Regions from separate parts of the Mus musculus genome. Here regions 2 and 3 are each linked to region 1. Evidence: chromatin loops called from intact Hi-C (ENCODE). Cell type or tissue: left cerebral cortex. All regions are shown on one strand.

Region 1 (8,000 bases):
CTTTTGGATGAGTGGAGTTACATTTGCTCTACTCTCTTGCTTCTGACCGGAAATAGCACCCTGCAAGTTTTCCTCCTTCTGAACATCATATGCTTTTCATGGAGACCTTCACTCCACCCCAGCACAACAGCCTCAAGCACAGAGGTCTCCATATGGGGACCATATGGTGTGTTGTTGAATATTCTAAGCCACTCCCCATCCTGCCCAGCCCTCAGCAGTGGTGTGTGAAGCAGATAGGAGTGATGGTAAGCATTCAGATAGAGCTTTCTCTGCCTACATATAAAGAAATGTTTAAATCTGCACAAGATAATATGAGTCTATCATATCACAAAATTGAATCCTTTAAAAAAATGAGGTAGACTTCAATTTATTAGGAAAATAAATGGATAAAAAATTGTTTAGAGAAATAAGAATTGATCTTTTGAATTAAACCAGCATCCTTCCTTTTTGTTACTGCCAGAGAGAAACACTTAGTATACAGAACAGGCTGAACGTAATGATGTATAATTTCTCACTTATGAAATGCAGCTAACATGCACCAAAGATATTCTTTATGCTTCAGCTAGTTAGCTAGGTAATTTGGGAAATGTGTGAAATATGAGAGCCACGACAAGTTAAAGAAATGGTATAGAGTCAATTCTTTTGGAAAGCAATGCTGGTAACATTTAGTCTAACTAAATGTAATGCTTTTTTTGTGTGATCTTTATAAATGTTCCTTTGTAAGGGAAGTGGCATCGACTTGAATTATTTGGTGTCTGTTTCTCTCTGTGCTCTCATGCCAATACTGCCACGGCATGGCTTGAAGTTGGTACTTGTTTGCCAAATTCTCCTGGCACAAGAGACTCAGAATCAAAGGTGAAGAGGGCTGAGGAGAAACAGGGAATATTGGAATATGGAGCAAAGTGCTAGGAGACAACCACACAATGCAGACCTAAAGGACTCCATGGGGTTATCTGTAGCCACAGCTGGGACAGAGGCTCTGCATCTTCTCTAAAGCCTTGGATGCCTTTTAGGGATGTGTCGGCTGATGGGTTTGAAGTTCTCAGAGATGCTGAGAGAAACAAAGAGCCTTTTAGTACATTCTCACACATCAGCTGGCAGAATTCCATCTTTATCCAGGTTCCTTTTAATTCTCTTCTTATAAATGGGAACTCTTATGGGGTGTGTAAATATTAGCCATGGGGAGGAGCATTTCTGTCCCTGCCTCCATTGGCCACACTGAGAGTGGTGACCACAAGATGCTGGAGTACAAGGCTCGGTCATCTACTTAGCACAGGCTCAGTTGATGGCGGCTTGCCTAGTTGTTCTTAGAATGTGGTTAGGCTCCACTTTTAGGTTGGCTATTTATATCTTGGTTTCTCATCTTTTTCTTCTGACATAAAAATCCAGAATTTACATGAGTGTGTGCGTGAGTGTGTGTGTGTGTGTGTGTGTGTGTGTGTGTGTGTGTGTGTGTGTTGCCCTTAGCATTTTGGTTGTACCTCCATTGAATTCTGTTATGAAAATGAACATGGTGGACTTCCTCAGTGAAGATTCTCTAGAAATAGATACATTCTAAATAGCCTGGAGCTTGTAACATGGAAATGCAGAAGAACAAAGAACCTACCTGTTTGTGCAGTAGTAGACACATCTACATGTCACAGGTCCTTCCCTGGTCCTACATGGATACTGACTCCCTCTGGGTACATCCATCTACCAGTGCAGGTATTTACAGCGGTACTCTGAGCCATCTGTGGGCACTCAGCTGCAGCCTTGCCAGGGATGTGAAGGACTTGTGGAACAAACACTAAGGAGCTACGAATGATGAGAAAATAAGATGCCGGCAGAGAAAATCCTTGTGTTTGACTCTTGAGATAGTTAGTCCTCTCAAGCATAAACTAAAGGCTCTAGAGTCCTAATATTTGAATTTCTTCATCTCGTTATACTAACCATTCTTAACTTTGATACAGTAGAATGATTCTTTTATATAGAAGGGAATGCTTGAGACTAAATGAATGCAGGAGTTAGGAATTAAGCTTCATTCTGATATTTCTTTTTCCTCATCAGTGATATCAGTTTTTAAGATTAAAGTCTTGTTAGACCAATGTCTTTGAGACTCTGCTTCACAGTGCAGCTGGGAACTATTTGAGAATGCCAGTCACACACACACACACACACACACACACACACACAGAGATGAGAAGCCATCTTGGAAGATCTACTCCAAATTAATTGGAGCAGAAACTTAAGTTCCCCTTTGTTGCAATTTTTACAAAGTAAACTTATTCGTAGGCGATGCCATACATGTGTCTAATGTACTGTAACCACACATACTCCATACCTGTCTAATCCTCGACTCCACTACTCCATAAAGACCTGCCCCCTTTTCTGTTTTCTGATTCTGTCTTTGTTGAGTGACATGATGAGTATAACCGGAGCCATGTGCTTGAGCGTAGGTGTGATGCAGTCCCCTGGAGTATGGGGGGGACTTACCGCTGCCTAGACTATGGAAGATGATGACTCTCCTTTCTCTAGAATTCTTCCTTAGTCAATCATTCCTATGGGAAGGGTGGGCCATGAGCCTCTCCTGTGGTGGGTATCTGGAGAGAGGGCAGAAGACAATCTTTATTAATGGATAGAAAAAGGAACTGTTGCAGTGGCCATTTCCATGTGGATTTACATCCTCATGGGGTACTACCTCCGGGCTTCCGAGTCACTCATGGAATTAAGGACCAATGTATTATTCCAAATGCTTAACCTGACAGGTTGTTAATATAAAAATTATTGAAAAGTACTTACGAGCATTGAGTTTCAGTCACTCATAAGTCATTTGAAAGGGCCATAATGAAATTATAGCCCACAGCCAGAGACTGTTGTAATGTGGTAACCTTTAGGGAAATTGAAGGTTTATGGATCTTGATACCTTGTCCAACCTACAGATATAGGCCAGAATAATACAACCTTATCAAAAGCCTTTAGAATCATGAATTATTAAAGTGGAACTGTTATAAAAGTTTAAAGGAAAACTAACTCAAATTAGTCCTTGCAGTCTTATGATAAACCTTGAAGGAAATGCGACTGTCTATCTACTTGTGTTCCGCTGCATTCTACTGAGCTGCAAACAACATTAGGTATATAACGGGCTTTAGTCAAATTGTATAAAACTAGGTTGGGTTCTCAAGGAAAGAAGTAAAAGTCTCATACCCCCTTTTCTTAAAAATGTCTTTTCTTTAAAGCTTAGGGTTTCAAGTAGAATAGAAATGTGAAAACTTAGATTTCAAATAATAAAATTTGAGATGGGCCCACGAGATTGGTGAGTCACACTTAACAAAGTCTACAATCCTTGGAGACATATTTAGATCTAGAATGAGTGCAACAAGAAATTTTATCTCAGAAAGTTTATAAATGTCTACCATCTGTGTCTTCTGGAGGTTGCAGCAATCATTTAAAGGCAAGCATCTCTGCCCTGTGTTTCCCTTTTATGCTTTTTGGAGGGACACAATCATTTGCCAGCTGCTCCTTTAAGGCGTCTGTAGACCCAAGAGCTTACACAGACACTGCAGCATGCCCAGTGAGTGGGTATGGAATACCCTAAGAACATGCCTAAGTGAGAGCATAAAAGTGTATATATGAATAGTCATAATATAAAACAGGATGTGACTTACATGCTGAAAATTACTAACATCATTGTGTGTACAGGCAGTGAACATTTCTGGTGTTCTGGCCTGGCATCCCATGAACAGCACAAGCAGGCTCCATGAGCAGTGCACAGAAGGTGACTGGTTAGACTCTTGACAGGATGGTTTGAGCCTTCAGTTGGAGTGATGGGAGATTTTGGCAACACCTATATTTTACCAAAAGCCTGGACGAAATGTTATTTCTTTTCATATAATAATGAAGCATTTAACTCTGGGCTGAATATCTAGCTGATGACAACATATATGTTTTCACAGGGCAGTAGAGGCCCGGTAGGACCAGAAGGGTCTCCAGGCATACCAGGGAAACTGGTAAGTGAAGTGTCCACTCTACATGCTTGCTTCCTGCAAAGCAGATATGTTTTGGTGTTTTTTTAAAGGAAAGCAGAGAAAAATTGCAAAAGATCATCTAATTAACTGTATATATGGTTTTTATTTTAGTTGTTATGTGAGTGTGTGAAGCTGTTGATATGGAATTTCCAATTGTATCTATGATAGTTGCATGAGTATTTTAATCAGCGTGGCTTGTAGAATGCATTTGAAAACCCAGAGAGGCATGAAGTGCCACGGCTGGCATCTGCCTCTTAGTGGAATGGAAGGGAACTGTAGATGAATGGTGGCCTTTGCTTCTTGTGTAGCTTCTGTTTACACAGCAGGAGAAGCAACAGCGGGCTGCGTTCTGCCAGGCATTAGCTGAAAGAGCCCACTGTTGCTGAGCTGTGCAGAGGGAATTCAGAGATGGGGTGGAAGGTGGGAGGCCACCCACCCCTCTTCTCCTGGAACGCAGGAGTGAGGCAGCACTAAACCAACCACACACTAACTTTACACATGAGTTGATACCCCGGCCCCCTCCCCCCAATCCCCACCCCGCCCTTGCCCGTCTGTCTTGTCAACTTTGAGCATCGAGGACACAGTGACTCTGAAGATTTTCTGTTTGTTTTCCAGGGATCTGTTGGCAGCCCTGGCCTTCCTGGCTTGCCTGGGCCCCCTGGACTTCCTGGAATGAAAGGAGACAGGGTAAGCTATCCAGAGGTCTACGTGGTTTTGTGTGTGTTCCCCCTCTTTTAAATCTGGAATGTTTACTCCTTCTTTGTTGGGAAATCAAGGTTGCTTTACCCAGTGAAGACTCTCTTTACTGATTATCATGAAGAAGTAGAGTGAAAGAAATATAGTGTTAAATTACTGAGAATTGACATTCAAGACAAAACAAAACTAACTTTCCAGAAGGAAGAAAAATAAAGGGTGAGGAGAAAAAAAAAATCAGTTGCAGTTATAGTTTTTATTTAGTTCTAAATTTCTATTCCTACCAGTAAAAGTTCATTCATATGAATATGACCAGAGAATGCTCTCATGTTACCAGAGATTTGGGAAACAATTGTGACGAGACCCTCTGGTCCTCAATTAAGTGGTGAGAATCAGGGAGCTCTCTTCCATCACCTTATCCATCAGCTCATTCAAGGATATCGGCTCATCTGAAATGATGCTGAAAAATGTCAAATTTTATTTACTCTAGGGTGTATTTGGTGAACCGGGTCCCAAGGGTGAACAGGTAAGTGTTGAGTGTTGTTAGTGGAAGGGTGAACAGGTAAGAATTGCATGTGGTTTGCGGTGTTGGGTATTCACCACTTTAAGTACAAGGAGGGGCTGGCTGGCTTGTGGGTGTGGTGTAACAGTGAAGGCACACAACTGTTCTCAGTGTGCTTTATAGTGAGGGAAAACCATAGTGAAGTTTGGTGTGCAGCCAGACTGTTTTTGGATGCTGGCACTAATGGCTGTTTCCTGGACTGTACAGTGTTCTTCCTTTGAAGTGGGTAGCCCTGTCTCTTAGCTTGCTGAATTTTATTCAGATGACACAGACTTTTGAAGCCACAGAAGAGCATCTAATCAAGATGCTTTTTGATGGAGACCTCAGCCAATAAAATGTGTAAATGGAGTTGGCCTGTGTCTGGATTCCTCTTTCTACTGTAGAATGACACTTTCCGGGGTTATTGAATTTTAAAACTGCTAGATAGAATTGTTAATCTAACTAAATGATTCAAACTCAATTAGCTGAAGCCTGCCCGGTCTCTCTGGCTTCCCTGGTCTACTCTTTTCTCATAGGATTAGCCTGTTGTTATGGAATTGAGAGCTCCTGAATGACCCTTGGGGCATTTGGCTGCTCATAAATGCTTATCAATGTTGACAGGTTAAAGTTGAACTGTGAATGGAGAGCTGAAAAACATGTGACATTTTATCTTAAAATTTTAGGGTGCCTCTGGTGAAGAAGGTGAAGCAGGAGCAAGGGGTGACCTTGTAAGACATTTTTAAAAAATTGGTTAATATAAAAGTTTACAATTGTTGAAAAAAAATATGATACTTCTTTCTGACACTGTTCTTTATCTTAAAAGCTAAGTGGGTTTTCCTCTGTTTATATCTAGTGATTCCCAATTCTGAAGGCAAGGCCTAGGAGAGCAGATAGGTAGACCTAGCTTTAGATATCTGTAGAATTCTCTTCGAGATGATTAATTCTCCTGTGGTCTTACAGTGAGACATTTAAGCTCTTGATGTAGCACTACAGAATACATAGGAATTGGCTTGAGCAGGGAAACAATATTGAAGAGTTTTTAGATTCAGGGAACTGTGGGCTCATAAATATGGCTGAAGGCATTCTCTTTGCCCTGAAAATGTATGAAGGAATGGCCTCTATATCCAGAGGATGGGACCGCTGAGTCTCCAGGAAAGGGGGAAGCACAGAGCTTGCTGTCAGTCTACAGACTCATCATAGTGGCTTTGGCTAGAATGACCAGACCTAGTACAGAAATGTATGTTTGCATCCTATTTCATCCAGTAATGTCTTTCCTAGGAACTAACCTTAGAATGCTTTAAAAGCAGAGAAACAATCTGCTAATATTTATTCAGAATTACAGGGTTTAGAATAAATATAAATGAAATGTCTGAACTGGGCAAAGTCTCCAGATACTTTTTCTCCCCCAAATTTCTGAGCTTATTGCATTTTAGTTTCTGTAGTGGCTGCTCATTTTATGAGCTAAGGGAGTGTTTTAAAATTTAAATCAGTTCTGTCTTGTAGTGGAAATATGCTAACTCATATACTAACATGTGAAGTGAACTCATCTAAAATTAATGATGGGAAGATCTCCTGGTGTGTCTGTGTGTTTGTTTGTTTAAAGCCTAAAAGCATGCATATTTTATTTGGTAGATTTTAGGTAATGAGTTAAAAAAGTAAAAAATACAAAAGTGAAACTTCAATATGTAGTCCTAAATATCTATTGTGTTCAGTAAGAAAAAGCTATTTTATTTTGTTTTATTATTTATCTTATTATGTACACAGTTTCATTCCTGGTGCTTTGAGTTGTAGATATGGGTGAATCCCACAGCGCCTTGATTACAGCCTATTAGTTAATGGATCAGTTAGCCAGGGTCAGGGAGGGGGCCTCGCTCACACAGGGACACAGAGTTGAGAAGCTGAACTGGAACAACAGCCCACATTTTGAGTCAAACACATTTTCTGCAGTTCTGCGCTCCATCTGCACATGGTTTTCTGTATTTTACAGTGCAATATCACTTGAAAGATGTTTTAGGAAACTATGTAAAATGAATGTATTGTGCTAATACAATTTTGTCTTACTGATTTAGGGAGATATGGGACAACCTGGCCCAAAGGGATCTGTAAGTATGATGAACAGTAATATTACAAAAAAATTAAAAACATCAATAAAACTGTAAGAAATGCAATGTTCTGTTTCAGGAAATGATTGTATAAAATTAGATCCTTGAAGGACTTCAAGGAAATACACGTCTAAATAATACACGTGTAAATAATAGATCCGCCCAGCAGGAAGGCATCCCCAGCTGTGTAAATGGATCTAGCTTTTGAACTAATCACTTTAAAGAAAGTTTTTTGTTTCGGTATTATAAATGGCTCAATGAATGCTACATTATAATGCTCTGATTTCCCGCCCAAATGGGCCATCTCAAAGAGTTGACACACACTACGGCTAGGAAAATGACTGAATCTCCATGGCTGGTATGCTACTGTAAAATGTTTCAATGACTTTCTTGATCTCTTGTGTGTTCTAGTTGAGGGAACTGAGAGAGAAGCAGACCACATAAGAAAACATGACAGACTCCCCAGAACTGTGAAATGAAGAACTTCCTCGATTTTGTTACTTTACAGAGACCAAACCTATGTCTTTAGAGTAGATGAACTCAGAATCATAGATCTAACCCATAGGAATCCTGAGGCATCTTGCTTATGTGCACATCAACACAATTAGGAACTTGAAATTTAGACAGAAAAGGTGAAGCTTAGATGGTAATCTCAAAGGC
Region 2 (8,000 bases), 53 kb before region 1:
CAAAGGAACTTGCCCCACTATTTGGTGAGCTTGGTGTAATGTCCCAAGTCCTGTGTCAGGAAGTAAGAGGCATTGTGTCCACTGTGTTCCAGTCCAGTATTTTTTTTTCTAACCATGACTTGCAAGTCATTACTGATTCTCACAACAATATTTTGATCTGGTCATCTTTATTAGAAAAGGGAATAGAAAATGAATCGAAAAATAGAATATAGCACATTTACAGGCGTACGTGTTATTTTCTGAAACCTTTGCTTTAGTTTGTGTATAAGCTGTTGAAATGGGTCTCTCCCATCCTTTAAGCAACACCGGAATCTCTTCCAAAGACATGCCTGACAGTGTCACTGGGTACCCAAGGGCTTATGGTAGTTTCCACGACAACCAGAACAAAGTCTAAACTCCTTAGTACTATTCATAATCCCTCACCAAGTTCTTCCTATTGGATATTTCGAAAAAATTTCCCATATATTTAGTTGTTCAAGCTCAAAACCAGGAATATCCAGGAATATATTTTCTCTGTGCCCTCCATCCCTCCACCCCTCTACCCTTCCACCTCTCCATCCCTCAACCCCTTCCAACCTACTTTATCAATCTTACCTCTTCATCTTCATCCAGTCTTTCCTACCATCGATCCCCTCAGAGCAGCCTTCCCTGGCCCCCCTCCATTTAGGCCAGTCTCCACATCTCTTTCTGGCAAAACATTTCCCCAATAGTTTTAATTAAAGTTCCGACTGAAAATGTTTGGTGTCTGTCTCCCCATCCATGTGAGAACTGTGAGGGCCAGAGAGCTGGTCTGTGCTGTAACTGTAGAGTTGAGTTTAGGGTTCAAAGTAGGAGGGTTATGACTGACTAATTACCAAACGGTCTCTAAGCTCAGCTGGTCATTCCCCATGTGTGTTTTCTTCCTCCCATTACATAGTGTGCTTTCCCAGCCTAAGATGCACTGTTCTTCCCCAGTCTCTTGTAGGCTTCTAGTCATCTTTTCAGATTTCATCTCCTGGATGAAAGATTTCCCCGTGCCCTTGGAGTGAGTTCATCCTTGTTGACAGTCATTTTTATTCTCAGTAATGTAAGTCATTTTTCTTTCCCTGCTACAATGTGATTTTCCTCAGGGCAGGCGTGTGGTTATTTGTGCTTTTTGTCTCCTCAGCTACTAGTATTTATTTGGTGATACAGTTATTCGATAAATATGTATCGAATGCTTGAACAAACAAATGAAAGAAAACAGATGTTCAAGAAGGATGACTGTGACCATGGTCCCTAATTTAAGTTATAAGGAATAAATCATTTTGATTTATGGACGAGGACATATTTGTGCATATACACACTATAGGATCTTTGTGTACATGGTGGAGAGTTAAGGAGTGTGCAAAACTAATTATTATGTATAAAATTGATTGCTTGAAATGTCATGTTTTCTTAATGAATTTATGATCTGTCTGGAATGACAATTTTTTCTTTCGATTGGTTTTTCAGGGACAAATAGTATGTGTGTGTGTGGAACAGTGTTAGCGACAAAACCAAAAAACGAAAACAAAACAAAACTAAGTCTGGAGAGATGGCTCAGTGGGTAGGAGCACTTACCACTCCTGCAGAGAGGACCGGAGCTCAGTTCCCCCACCTATGTTTGTTGGATCTCAGCTGCCTGAAACGCCAGTTCAGGGGGACCTGATGCCCACTTCTGGCCTCTGCAGGTAACTGCAGTCATGTGCAAATTTCCCACACTTGGACACATAATTAAAAGAAAACAAAAAGATGGAAAAGCTTAAGGCCCTTTGACTTAAGGGTACCGCTTGATCTAAACAAGGATAGTGTGGAGTTTGAGTCTTTCTCCTGTGAGAATTTCATGTTACATTAGGAAATATAGTCAATGCTAGCTAAGATGGATGGAGCAGACAAAAGTATTTTTCTCGGGATTTTCATTTTTGTCTTAATAGAACTGTTAGCTTGTTGTTCACTATTTAAAGTAAACAGCCAGCCTGGCCAGAAGACTTGCCACTTGGGACCTTAGTTTCCTCTCATCTTTTATCTTTTATTCAGCGGCCCGTTCACCTGCTTTCTTATTTTAGTTGTAAAGAATTCTTCAAAGTGGCTTGAGAAGGGGCAAGCACGAAGGCGAGTTCTCTCAAACCCTTTGAAGGATTTCTGGAACACCTACGTGTACAGGAAAATTGCCTTTCTTCTTTCTTACAGATCACAAAACGCAGAGCTTGTCTAGAAAGAAATTCCTTTTGGAAAATGCCTTTCTCTCTGCAGATCTAAGGCTGGCTAGTTTCCCATAATTTCAGGCCATTAGGAAGCTCCCCAGAGGCAGGTTTTTCATTTTACATAAACTTCAACTAGCTTAAACAAATAAGTAGGTCTCAGGCCATTCAATGTTCTGAGCCAGGGCAGCTGCCTCAGAGATTGGGAATTTTGATAGAGAGCAAGCCCTGTGGACAGCACCACCCAGTAAGAAGAAACTTCCCAACCCCTCTAAATGAGTAGGCTAGGCACAAGACCACAGAAAGGGAGCCCGGGTAAGGTCCAATCAGAAACTCTCCGGCAAGCTGAGAGAGGCCAAAGTAAGAAAGACTTTACTGAAATAACAAACAGGCAAGGACTTGGGAGATATCTCAGTGGGTAACGCTTTTGCCTCAGAAGTCCGAGCACCAGACTCTGGAGCCTGGAACTCCTGCGACAGAGAAGCGTATCTGGTAGCTCCCTGGAATGTCAGCACGAGGAGAAGAGCCCCAGTGAGCTCCGGGTTCAATGAGAGACCATCCCTCCTTAAATCAAGTAGCGAATTATGGAAGAAGACACCCAATGCCAATTTTGAGCCTCTTCAGGGTCGTATGTATGTACCCCATCCCTCAACACATGCAAAAAACAAGTATACAAATACAAACACCAAAAAGAAAACAAAATAAAATTTTAATGAGTCAAAAACGTGAAAATAATTCAAGGAAGCAAACCTCAAAACTATCAGGCACCACGATTTACAGAGATGATTGGCCCCCCTGATTCTGCGTTCCTCCGACATTTGTATCCTCCAAGATGGAACCGGAAGTCAGGCATCCTTTGCTTGCCGTACAGGGCCAGGAGTCCTGTTGCTCCTGAGGAGTGCTCAGGTTCAGGAGGAGGTCTGTGCACAAGAAACAGTGGCGTGTGCACACCTCCTGTCTAGGCCTGTGATGCTAGTAATTCACTCTCTGGTTTCTTATGGGCAAGATTGTGTTGTGTTCTCCCCGGTCTATTCAATCGCATACTATTAATCTCAGAGATTGAGAGCAAACAATTAAAAGACTTGAGGTCATATCGTATCAGAATTTCCCATGGCGAGTTAGAGAGCTGACTTGCAATGAATAGCATCAATGGTGCTCTGGGAGAGTCACCCTCTCATCTAGAGAATAACGATGTGTAGTCTAACTTCACGAGTGGTTGTGAGACTCATATGCTACTAAGCTGTAGGCATGGACAAGAGAGGGGTGCACACAATGACTTGTTATCAGGATAAGGTTGCCAGCGGATGAGTTTGGCATGAGATCTTTTATCTTTGCCAATCTCATTTGATTTCCCCCAGGAACTGCTGTTAAGGAACAACTTTGGTCCCATTTTACAGATAAGGTAGTTAACTACTGGGAGGCTAATTATATTGCTCAAGTTCACATAACTGCTAAAGCAGAAGTGGGTTTAAACTTAGGTCGACTAAGCAGCAAGGCTCCGGTGAGCCCCCACACCTCTGCCACGGAATAGGCAGCTCTTTGCTGGATCCTGAACCACTAAAAGCCTCTACTGTGCCCTTATAACAACTTTCAAAGCCTCTACTGTGCCCTATAGCTGTTCTAAAAGCCTGCACTGTATTCCTATAGTAGCTTGCTGCATTTCTCTGGTTAAATCCCCCACATCCTGGTTTTTTCTTCTTTTTTTTCTTCTCAGTAAGGCTTTTCCCATTCAGTCCCTCCTTCAGTGTGACCTTGTTAGTTTTGAGCCAGGCACACCCCTGGCTGGGCCTGGGTTACAGGCTGCCTCTCCCCACCCCTTTCCTTTGCTTCAGCTTAAAGGGTTATTGCATGCCTCCAATTCACTCTTTTTGCCTTTAGCCCTGAGAGGGGCAAGAAGGAGCAAGCTTGGGGCCAAAACTCGAAGTCCGAGAAGGGTAGAGAGGGGGTCTTAGGGAGTAGTGACCCCCCCTCCAAACCCTTTACGGTGACTCTTATAAACCACAGAGAACCCACTGGGAAAATGAAGAACTTCTGGTAAGCCCATGCCTCTGGAGGGAGCCGGGTGAGGATTTTTGCAGTATTGGTAGCATAAGGGGAGGTGAGAGACAGTGAGAACCAAGGGGAGAGACAGGTGAGATTGTATAGGTAGTGCGTAAACATCTGAAATTCAAAGAGAAGAGGCAAAAAACAAAGATAAAAGAAAGCAGAGTCAAGGGGAGTGTAGGAGGTGAGATAGTGTGAAACCAAGCCAGAAATGTGTTTATTCGCAGAGTTCCTAGGTGAGCTTTCAAAATGGAAATAAAGGCAGGAGTATGCCTTGGGATTTGGTTGTCTCTGTCAGCCAGATTTGGCAGGTTTAAAAATATGAAACTAGTTCCATCTGAAGAGGTTCCTGTTTGGGTCATTTCTCTCTCTTTTCTTCAGGAAAATCTCAGTTTTCTTCTGTGTGTGCAGTTGTCTGGGACCCTGGGTATCCGCAACTCTTAAGCGTCGTGCAAGTAAGAGCCATGGTTTATGGGGTGATGAGGCAGGGCTGTGGCTGAGTGAAGACGGTGCTTCCAACGGTCCTTCATGCCTTCCCTCTTGGATTTGCATTGGGGGGATGTTTGGATGGTTGGTTCTATGCTCAATGTCGAGCCTAGAAAGGGAGTCTCAACTGTAAGCTGGTAGGCAGGAAGGATAGCTGTGCCTTTTCTAGGGCTGAACATGGTGTTTCTTTCAGATGGTGAATGATAAATATTGTGGGACTACAATGGATGTATGGATGGGTGGATAAATGGATTTCCCCAAAGGACTGGGGTCAGGAGGATAAAAAGAAAATATTTGATGTACTTTAATGGGTAGGGCAAAACTCATCTATGTACTGAAGCTGTGTGTGTGTGTGTGTGTGTGTGTGTGTGTGTGTGTGATATGTCTAAGAGTCAGATCAAGGCAGGAGAGGGTCTGGCAGTTATACAATCTCTTCTCTGATGGTGACAATTCCCCAAGAACTGCACTTGTCTGGGAGCCCCATCGCACTGGCCCAAGGCTGATTCCGTAATGCCATTGTAGATTTAGAGATGGTGGTATTTAAGGAATATTTCTAGCCCAAACCACCAGAAGTTTTCCAAACAGGCTTCTGACCCCATGCCATCCAGGACACTGTGCAGCTCTGGTTCTAAATGGAACAAATCCCCAACTGCTCTAGGCAGGAACATTCCTCCATCATAAATCAGCTCTCTAGTTCCATGCCTTGCATCCCTTCCTGGAGAAGCTGAAGATGAATGGGTTCTGACCATTCAGGCGTAGAGTTCAAGATAAATAAATAAATGGCTTATAAGTAAGCTTGTATAACTTTGTGTTTTAAGCAGTTGCTTGGTTATTAATACTATTTTAATGTTATCTAATATTATATTAATGATCGTCCTCTTGTAGTGGATGCATTGGATGAGACAGTATTGCTTTTGCAGGATTTCCTGCCAATTCCATTTCTAATGGTGGAAGTGAACTGTGTCCCAAGATCAGGATTGGCCAAGATGACTTACCAGGCAAGTAGCACTGCATCATACTGGAAACGCAAGCTTTCCAGATAGAGTTTATTCTGAAAAAGGAAAGAACCAGGCTCATTTCCAACTTTTCCTTTCTCTTTCCCTTTCTGTAGGGTTTGACCTGATTTCTCAGTTCCAAATTGAGAAGGCTGCATCTCGAAGGACTATCCAGAGGGTGGTGGGATCCACAGCCTTACAAGTGGCTTACAAGCTGGGAAGTAATGTAGACTTCAGGATTCCAACAAGGTAACCTTTCAGAAAGACTCTAATTACCTTCCTTAAGTGCGTTTATCAATGTTTACAGCTATTCAATGTTAAAGTTTTTTTTTTAAACTGTATTTCTTGGATTAATTTATTTTAAGATAAAGGCCTTGGAGGACAGCTCAGTGGTAGGTCACTTATATCCAATGCATTAACAAATGAGTTAAATCACCAGAATTGCTAAAATAAAATAAAAAAGAAAACCAAAAAGAATGTGTTCACCTATCAATCATGTTCCATTTCAGGAATAAAAACACCTCTGAGACTATCATACATTAATTCAGGACATGTTCTTAGAATTGTGCCTTCTGTGTTCCTGTAATTTGTCTGGTTTTTTACTGAAAGGACTCTCTGTGAGCACCACCAGAAGTGAAACATAAATTTAACTCAAAGCTGCAGTGTGGTTTGAAGGCTCAGTGGAGCTGTTCAAGTATCCTGGTGCTGAAAGAGAACCACACATGCGGTCTTAGCTCCTGGATGGCGCCAAACAAAACAAGCCTTCTCCTTAATGAATTCTTTCTATTTAATTTAAAATTTTTATTTTAAAGAGAATTGCTTTTTTTTTTTACACCATTTTCCTTTGCTTCTTCTACCAACTCATCCTGTTCCTTCCCTGCTCCCTCTCAAATTCATATCCTCTTATTCTTTAATTGTTATGTACACACACACACACACACACACACACACACACACGCGCGCGCGCGCTTGCTACTTGGTAGCCAGTTAGCAAACTCATCCTTGAGAAACGTTTGTTCTCCCTCTCTCCCTAATTAAATGTCTTTAGCTCTTCATCTAGCGCGAGGCCTTGTGAGATTTCTCTTACTCACACTGGCATGTCAACTGGTGCTGTCATTGGTCTTGTTTAGTCAACCATATTGCTGAGATGTTGTGGGTGCAGCTTTCTTGTCATTTAGAAGTCACATCTCTTTGTAGTTATCCTGGCCCTCTGGCTTGTAGAATGTTCCCAGCCTTTCTCCCGTGAGTCCTGGTGAACCTTCCATGTAGGGTTGCACTGTAGACATCCATTTTTTTTTCCGTACTCCACAGCCAGTTTTTTTGCATTGTGACTAGTTGTGATTTTCTGTTATGGTCTCTTTGCTGAGGAATGAGAGCTGTAGTCATCTGTGGGGAGAAGGATGTGTATTTTGAACACAGTTAGAAAGTGTTCTGGTTTGGGGAAGTGTCAATATTAAGTTCTCCTCCAGGTTCCATGACCTCACCAGCCATGGATGCCTGGCTAGGGTTACAGACCAGGCATAAATTCCCCCCTATTAAGCAGGCATTAAATCCAATTAAATGGTAATTGGTTGCCACCAATATATAGTGCCATTATTTCCCTTATGAAGTATTTCGCCATGCTGGCCATTGTGGTCCATAGGCATCACAGCTATGCAGACTATTGACTCGAAAGCAGCTTGCATAGCGCGTTGGAATACTGCAAGAGCTTTCCTCAGGGAGTAGGCTTCTAGGTCAGACACAGCTTAAGGCCTCCAAGTTCCATGTCTACAGTGGGTGGTGTCTTCAGCCATAGAGACTGTCTTCAAATTCGTGAATGAAACTGAGAACATTGACAATAGCTATATTGCCTAGAAAGTCTCTTGACTGCCCCCCCCCCCCCCCGCCCCAGCCAATGTCTCAAAGGCAGTTTCTCATGACTGGCACTAATTCCTTCCCTCCATCTGCCTCCTATGACTATTTTATTCCTCTTTTTAAAAAAAAATACTATTTATTTATTTTATGTATATGAGTACACCATTGCTCTCTTCAGACACACCAGAAGAGGGCATCAGATCCCATTACAGATGGTTGTGAGTCACCATGTGGTTGCTGGCAATTGAACTCAGGATCTCTGGAAGAGCAGTCGGTGCTCTTAACCGATGAGCCATCTCTCCAGCCCTTATTCCTCTTTCTAAGTGAAATTCAAGCATCCTTACTGTGCCTTCCTTCTTGCTTAGCTTCTTTGGGTCTGTGGAGTGTAGCATGGGTAGCCTGTATTTTATGGCTAATATTG
Region 3 (8,000 bases), 110 kb before region 1:
TAGAGAGGAGGTTCTAGGTCAGATACAGCTTTCTTCCTCTAAGTCCTGTGTCTGCAGACTGGTGTCTTCAGCAATAGGGTCATAACTTCAAAGTCTGGGAGGCACCCAAGGAAAATGGCAATGGTATTTATTATTTTGAGTGAGTCTTTGATTCTCTTAGCAACTTAGAAGAAGGTTCCTGATAGTTTTTTGTTGTTGTTGTTGTTTGTTTTGTTTTAAGATAATCTATGGCTTTTGTGGAGCTTGTTATCATCCCAAGCGGCATAACTTCATTCGATATATATGACATATTTTAAGTAAACAGAAGATCCTCTATCCACTTTTGAGCTTTCTTCATGTTTTTTCCCCATCCTCCTCCTCCTTTCCAGGTATGTCCCTCCACTCCCCTTCCTAGCCTCCTATCCTATTATTCCCTCTTAAGAGTGCCACTGCCCCTGCCTGGATACTTTTTATTTTCCTGGCTTTTGCAGTGACTCCGGCACAGCTAAAGATCCATACCTATGATCTACGAACAAAAAAGAACATGCAGCATTTGCCTTTCTGGGACTGGGATAGTGGTTTCACTAAGCAGTTTAGACTTGTTACATTATATAGCTCTTGAACATTTCTCCAAAGGAAATAAAGTTAGCATATAAAAAGATGCCTGCATGTCCATATTTATGTGGTGCTATTCATAATAGCTGAAGTATCCAATCAGGTGTCCCCAATAGATGAATGGGTAAAGAAAATTAAATATATACACAATGAAGTTTCAGTCTTCCACAAAGGAGAATGGTGCTGTAACATGGCAAACCTGCAAGAAAAAGCGTGGTCTTCTTAAGGAGAAAGAGGTTATGTTCTTAAGCTATGAGGCGAATTAGTAGGTGTATGACTATGACACTGCTGCTGCTGTATGCATGTGGCATGTGTGTGGTATGTGGTGTATGTATGTCGCCTCCTATTCCAATCAGCAGAAAAGAGCGACAACACTATGTTCTTCTCAAAGCAGTTTATTCAGGAACCTTTCAATATCAGGCATGAATCTCTCTCCAGAAATCAATCTCTCCAGGAAAAAACAACAACCAACCCGCTCCCAATTGCAATCCCTTATATATCCTCTCAACCACGCCCCATCAGCCCAGTCCACGTAACAGCAGTCCATTGGCCAGAATCATCACTCGTCATATGGTCCGATCTTGCATCATGGTGCACCTGCGCAATTCACCCAGTGGATGTGGCTTATTTTCAGGTGTATGAGGAAGTCAGGTGCAAGTCATAAGACTTGGCTGCAGTCCTGGGCGCCATCTTAGGACTGCTGCCACACTCGCTCCTCACATGTGTATTTTTGTGTATATGTGCATTTATGTACACATGTGTTGAAGCCATAGTACAACCTTGGGTATCATTCTCAGGAATGTCATCCACTTGTTTTGAGACCTGTGATCTCAAAGGCTTGGAGCTCACCCCTCAGGGTAGACCAGTGGGCCAATGAGCCCACGGGAGTCTCCTGATTTCAGCCTCTCCAGTGCTAAAATTACAAGCATTTTACAGGGCCTCTAGGGATTGAATCAGAACTTTGGCTTGCAAATACTTTGCTAAATAAGCCAACCCTCCCATCTGCTTGCTATTGTTGTTATAAAAATATCTATAAATTACACTCTCATTAAAGTAAATCCAATTATTCAATTTAAACACAGCACATTGTGTTAAATTCCTATTCTTGTGTCAGAAATCAGTCATAGGAAGAGGGAAATATTAGAGAATTCAGTTGTATAAAGCACTTGTTTCCAACTCTGATACCAATTAGAAAATCTTTAAGAATATGGTGGCACACTCCTTTAATCCCAGCACTCAGGAGGCAGAGGCAGGCTGATCTCTGAGTTTGATGCTAGCCTGGTCTACAAAGCAAGTCAGGACAGGCCAGGGATACACAGAGAAACCCTGTCTTGAAAAACTCAAACAAACAGACAACAAAACCCAACAAGCTTTAGGGATGGAGAGGTGGCTCAGTGATGAATAAGCACTCATGGTCTTCCAGAGGACGGATGTTCAATTCCCAGCACCCACATGGCAGATATCTGTAACTCCTTCTCCTGGGCACATGGCACCTTCACACAAATATTCCTGCAGCCAAAACACCAGGGCAGAGAAAACATTTTTTAAAAGGAGTATTTTTTTTTTTAAAGAATGTGCTAAACATTAAAAACATAAATAAAAAACCTTTAGGTTCATGATTGTTCTTTAACTTTGGTGGTGTTACACATACCCATCATACAAGAATATCTCTTGGTGTCAAAGGATCACTAGTCATTCCAATAATGGATGTTTTCATTTTTAATACTTTGGTTAACATTTTAACTTGGTCTCCAGATCAAACACAAATAATGAGAGACTGAGAGAGACTCTCCCAGTGACAAAATGACAGTCTTTACCCCTGTGGAAAAGAAAATCAGAAAATCATGGCTCTTTTCTTTCAGGAAGTATATTATTGCTCTGTTTGTGGTTAGGAAACCATGGAAACAGTATCTGAAAACATTGCTGGAACGAGAAAACTTTAACTATTTTGGACTGATGATTTCAACTCCAACGAGAGCTGAACTGTCAGTCATCTGGAGCTAGGGTGATGATATATTTAGCGTTGAATGGATCCTGGCAACTTGTGATCAAATGACTCCCAATTAGACTTCACAACAACCTCGGGGTGTGAGTCCTCTGGGCTAGGACAAGCGTAAACATTTACACAGACCCAATGTACAGCTGCATTCTATTAGTTTACTAGTCCATGTGGAGAGACCGTGCTTATGTCTAAATTGGGAATGCCTGATAATCATACCTTGGAGTTTAATGTACTAAATTTATCTTTGAAAGGCATCTTACAGACTTATTTTCTTTATGTTATGCATTTGTGTATATATCTGTGTATGGAGATTTGCACACGATTTCTGTGCCCACAGAGTCCAGAAGCATCAGATTCCTTGGAGATGGAGTCACAGACAGTTGTGAGCTCTCTAATGTGTGTATTCAGTTATGCAATACACATTCAGATGCTGTGGAAGAGCAGTATGTGTCCTTAACTACTGGGACATCTCTAGAGCCCTTAGTACATACACATAGAGATCTTTATTGTGAAATATAGTGTGTATATTGAAATCTCAAAATGTGGGCAAAACTTTTCAAAGGAAACAACCTTCTCCCAGATCCAGGGGCACAACCTGCTTTTCATGGCAGCCCCTTCTTTACCTCCCAGAGGGAACCACTAGCCCAGGAGTTTTGCTCATTGATTTCTAATTTTGCCTCCTATTTATGCATCCTCAAGCAAAGCCATTCACTATTTCCTCCCCTCCCCCACCTCAGGTTTCTTCCTGCCCCTCTTCTTTCTGCTGCTCTTCTTGATCCTTCTCCTCTGACTTCTCTTCCTCATTAATCCCACACTGGGGGTTGACTCTAGGGTTTTGCACATGCTGGACAGACATATAGCCACTGAACTTTTATCTTGAGCCCTGTTCCTTTGTTGTTGTTGTTGTTGTTTTGTGTTTAATCTTTCTTCAATGGAATACTTTCACCACATAATAGTATTTAAATATTAGTATTTATGGAGTATCTATGATGTGGTGATACCAGGAAAGCACTGATCATCTAAACTGGCAGTAGTCAGACACAATGCTACAGTATATAGGGTTCTTCTACTCTTTTGCATGTAATAACTGAAATTTGCATGTAAGAGCAAGTTCAAGATGTAGCCTTTCTGAGCCCTGAGCTGGAGATTCGATTAATAAGCTTGTTTTTATAAATTATTTTAAAGCTGTGTTAGTTGTGTTGACCAAATGAGAAAACACGGAGTTTTATAGTACTCTGCCATGAGCTGCTCTGGGTGTTCTGTTTCAGTGTTCCATCAGTGTGTGCACAGGAGAGAAACTCAGGCTATACAGAGAAACCTTGTCTCGAAAAACAAAACAAAACAAAACAAAACAAAACAAAAACAAACCAAAAAAAAAATAGGAGAGAAACTCAAACGCAGAAAGACAAACAGACCAGCCTGTCCTCTGCCCCCAGGAACTGTCATGCTTTTCCGGTGTTTGGTGCTCAGAGAATACTGTCTTCGAGCTTCCGTCTCACAGTCTCCGGATATACTAGAGACAAGACTTCCTGGCTTGTAGGAATCCTGGAGGATAGTTTAAACCATCAGGGGCTGAAAGCGTGAGCAGAAAACGGAGAGACTGCATCATTTCTACCCCCGATTGTCATCATTTGGACAATCTGGCCTGGATATGTCTTACTTTCTCTGAGGCTATGTTCTGTAATGTGACATGAGGATTCAGATTGGTAATTTCCAACCTGAAGTTCAAGGACCATCCTAAGTTCTTATTTTAAATGTAAACTCCTAAGCCTCGTTGGACCCACCGAGCCTGGGGGCTTATGTGTTCATCCAGCTCCCATGCCTGAAAATCATGTGGAAGGTGATAAGTCCCCTTTGAGGGGAAAATTATGGGCTATAATTGGAATTTTTAGAACCTAAACATCTTTTATCACAGCTAAGTGATATCTTTGTTTCCGGGTCCTATAATTTTATCAATAAAAGTAAATGTATAGGCATTCTAATTCAAGATCCTAAATATACATTGGCTACCATTGCTATGAGTTGGCAGTGACACAGGTCTGAGGAAGTAGTTATCAGCATAGCTTGTAATTATTCAATGTGCAGAAATAGAATTAAAAATATTGCCCCAGTGGAGTTGTATTCATGTCATTAAAAACTGTTAACACAGGATAACAGCAAAAAGTGGCCTAGCATTGTAAGTGTGGTAACAGCAGACAGATAATATGCAGAGTGCTATGTAGTCTTCTTAGAAAAACCAAGTAGTTGTTTATACACTCAAAACAACCTTAACACTCAGCTCATTTAATTATAAAATATGCTAAGTATAACACCCAGCAGATTGGAGACAGTCTGCTGCCTGGTTTATTTTTACTTTGTTGCTGCATTCCTTTTTATGTTTCTCAAATTCTTTTGGGACTACTGAGGGGGCGGTGACCATGGAGCTCCTTATAATGTTCAATACCTCCCCAGGGAAGCTGTATTTCTCATTTTGAAAACATTGCTTTTTTTCCTCTTTTAAGTTACTACACAAAATAATGGCTTGATCTATAGGGCATCTTCATACATATGTGACATAATATTTTGTTGTTATTCACCCTCCAACCCCCTGATCTTTTACTTCTCTTTCTACCCAAATAGCCCCCTCTGCTATTTTTCAACATGCATCCATATTTTCCTGGCTTCACAATGTAATACAAACATCTCACTGTGGCAGAGAATGAGATAACTCCACCTGACTTCTCTTGACATATTTCACAATGTTGCTCAAGTTATTGGCTTCTCCTCCATGCACACAAGAAGACCATGGGAACCCTATGCTCCCCTAACTGACTTTGGTCATGTATTTCTGTGGTGGTTTAAATGAGAATGGCTCCCTTAAGCTCATGGGTGTCAACAGTGGGCTCTCAATTGGTGGAAGAGTTTGGGAAGGATTAGGAGGTGTGGCCTTGTTGGAGGAGGTGTAACTAACCCAGTGTATTGATACACAGTGAAAACTTTCAATGTGCTGACTAAATTTTGATAGTAAGATCTTCTGGGGAAGTTAATTATATACAAATTATTAATTAAACAAGGAGTCTAAATTTGTTGGCCTCAGTGGTTAAAGGGAAATAGGAGGAGTATATCTAGGAGAGAAGGGAGATGAGGGGTACAAGGAGTAGCAGAAGTAGGGAAAACTGTGATCAGAATATAATGTATGTAAAGAATAAAAACTAAAATTAAAAAATAAAAGTAACAGCAGGACACATATATATTTATTAGGAGGAGATTAACTTTATTGACCATTTTTGCACATACATTAAAGCATTCAGGTAAAAAGAACTAATAAGGCACACATTGGCTCCTGTATGCTTGTGTTTGTCAGCTGCCACACGAGGTGGTCAATGAACTCTCAAGAGTTTAGCAGGCTGAGGAGCGGACAAGAGCCCTAATTTGAGGTTGATTACAGACTGGAAACAAAATTTCCTCTTCCTCTGGTAGGCTGTTCAGTCTGTTCTCAGAAGAACTAATAAGCTAAGATTTGCCATCGCTGTAGAAGTCAATCTGGTCAACTCTAAGCCTCAGTAAGACCGAAGTTTTAAATCATCATAACTTAAACATACCCTATAAGAAACCTACAGATTGATGTTTTGATTGATGGGTATTGCCTTATAGTGATTTGTCAATAATTTAGCCATCAAAGTGTTCCTTCTTCATGGTTAATCTGACTTTTCCACTTCCATTTGAGACCTACTCAAAGACAGCTGTTGTTCATGTAGCCGAGCATTGCTGGGAGTTCACGGTGAGCACTGTTGCTTGCTCTTATTTTTTCATAATCAGCACATACATGAACTAGTGATTAACCTCCTTATCACTTACAGACTTATTTCCTTTCACAACTTAATCCTTTATCACCATTAGGTTATTATAGTTTTCATAGTAATTAATTTTTAACTTGCAAGATTTTACGTAATGTTTTTTGCTATAGATTAACGTCCAAATGGTTTAAAATATATCCCTAGGGAAAAGCTTGTAGTTAAAAGAACTTTCAAAAATATTTCACCAATAATCTTTGGAAATTTTAAAACAATAATGCTATTACTTTAAATATGATTCAAGAATAGGCATTTATTGTCTATTCTACTATTTTCTAAGTTTCCAATAATATACATTTAATTCTCAACTTATTGCTATTCATCACCATTACTTTTATTTGAGGAAATATTGGTTGATTCTGAAACTCTGTTGCTGTAGTTTAGCAGAGGCCAAGGTCATGCATTCAGTTCACGTGTAGTTCAATTAGCTCCACTTGCCTGGGGGCCTGCGGCACCACTTCCAACTGTCTCTAGCCATTGTGCAAATGGATGTTATTGGACCCATGAGGCACAGCCTAAAAGAATGGATGTGTGCACATCTGTAGTTATTAATGGAAAATCAATCAGAAGTCCACCCACTCTGTTAGCAGTCACTCAGGAATGTACACAAAAGTACCCTGAGAAAGAGTGCTTGCTCTTTAGACTGACGTCTTTAATTATTTATCCATGGTTTCCCTTCAAAGACAGAAGAAATAAGGATTCCTTGGGAAATTTCCCTTTATGTCTTTCCTCATCAGTAATCTGAAGTATTTTTTCTAATAATTCTTGTGGTTTTTTTTTTCAGAATGAATGACGTTTTAATTTTAGCACCATAGCAGACTCAAATTTTGCCTCTGTTTCTCTGTCCTGTTTGACAGATAACCACGTTCTCTCACGTAGTGCTGGCTCTGTCTAAGACATGATGACAAAGGCCAGATTTGACCTTGCTGGGCACCTGATCACCAAGGGTTCTTTCAGCTCTAGCAAAGTTGACGTGCCACTCTCAATGATACTTTCGTTGATTGCAGCTGCATGGGTTACATGTAGACCAGTGTGAGTTAACTCACGGACATTTCAATGGCACAGTGAAGGCTGACGATGGGAAGTCTGTCATCAAAGGAAAGCTCAACACTATCTTCCAGGAGCAAGATCCCATCAATATCCAGTAGGGTGCTGCTGGTACTGTTTACATTGTGAGGTCCAGTGGTGTCTTACTTACAATGGGGAGAGCTAGGGATCACTTGAAGCTACAAGAGTCATCTTTGCTCCTTTTCCTAATGTTTCCATGTTTTGGAAGTATGGAAGAAATTCAATAACTTCTTCCAGATTATCTGTAATGTCTTCAGTACCACTAACCACTTAGCTCCTCTAGCCAAAGTCACTCAAGGTGACAAACTAGGCATTGTAGAGGGATTCATGACTACAATCCACTGTACCACTCTCACCCAGAAGACTGTGGATGGCCCCTGTTGGAAAATGTAGCACAAGGGCTAATATGTTACGAGAAAAATTATCCATGTACCCACCAGTGTTGCTAAGGCTGAGGGCCAGGCCATTGCTGAGCTGAATGGAAAACTCTATGGCTTGCTTTT

Evidence for each region. A loop is a pair of places that touch in the nucleus more often than their neighbours do. Peaks named below come from ENCODE experiments on the same cell type or tissue, not always from the same donor. Only the 100,000 strongest peaks of a DNase experiment are listed, where the experiment ranks them.
Region 2: it touches region 1 in a loop (2.0-fold over the local background); 2 of 42 quality-filtered maps call a loop at or near these places.
Region 3: a loop joins it to region 1, with 8 times the contacts of the local background. A loop is called at or near these places in 4 of 42 quality-filtered maps.

What each region holds. Positions count from the first base shown.
Region 1 is chr1:24,226,264-24,234,263 of GRCm38, forward strand. Col9a1 (collagen, type IX, alpha 1) reads left to right here. Exons shown (of 38, transcript NM_007740.3): 29 at 3,933-3,986; 30 at 4,620-4,691; 31 at 5,188-5,223; 32 at 5,922-5,966; 33 at 7,308-7,340. Among named protein-coding and RNA genes, the nearest start is that of Col9a1, 53 kb to the left of the region's middle. In left cerebral cortex, a CTCF peak has its summit at 4,255; DNase peaks (open chromatin) are centred at 122, 617, 1,228, 1,646 and 3 more places; H3K27ac peaks cover 2,962 bases.
Region 2 is chr1:24,173,634-24,181,633 of GRCm38, forward strand. It overlaps Col9a1 (collagen, type IX, alpha 1), which reads left to right and starts at 3,977. Exons shown (of 38, transcript NM_007740.3): 1 at 3,977-4,235; 2 at 4,626-4,699; 3 at 5,651-5,728; 4 at 5,842-5,974. The coding sequence starts at 4,222. In left cerebral cortex, no CTCF peak of the experiment used is centred here; DNase peaks (open chromatin) are centred at 4,481 and 5,825.
Region 3 is chr1:24,117,882-24,125,881 of GRCm38, forward strand. No RefSeq gene overlaps it. Among named protein-coding and RNA genes, the nearest start is that of Fam135a, 22 kb to the left of the region's middle. In left cerebral cortex, no CTCF peak of the experiment used is centred here; DNase peaks (open chromatin) are centred at 2,611 and 4,931; H3K27ac peaks cover 694 bases.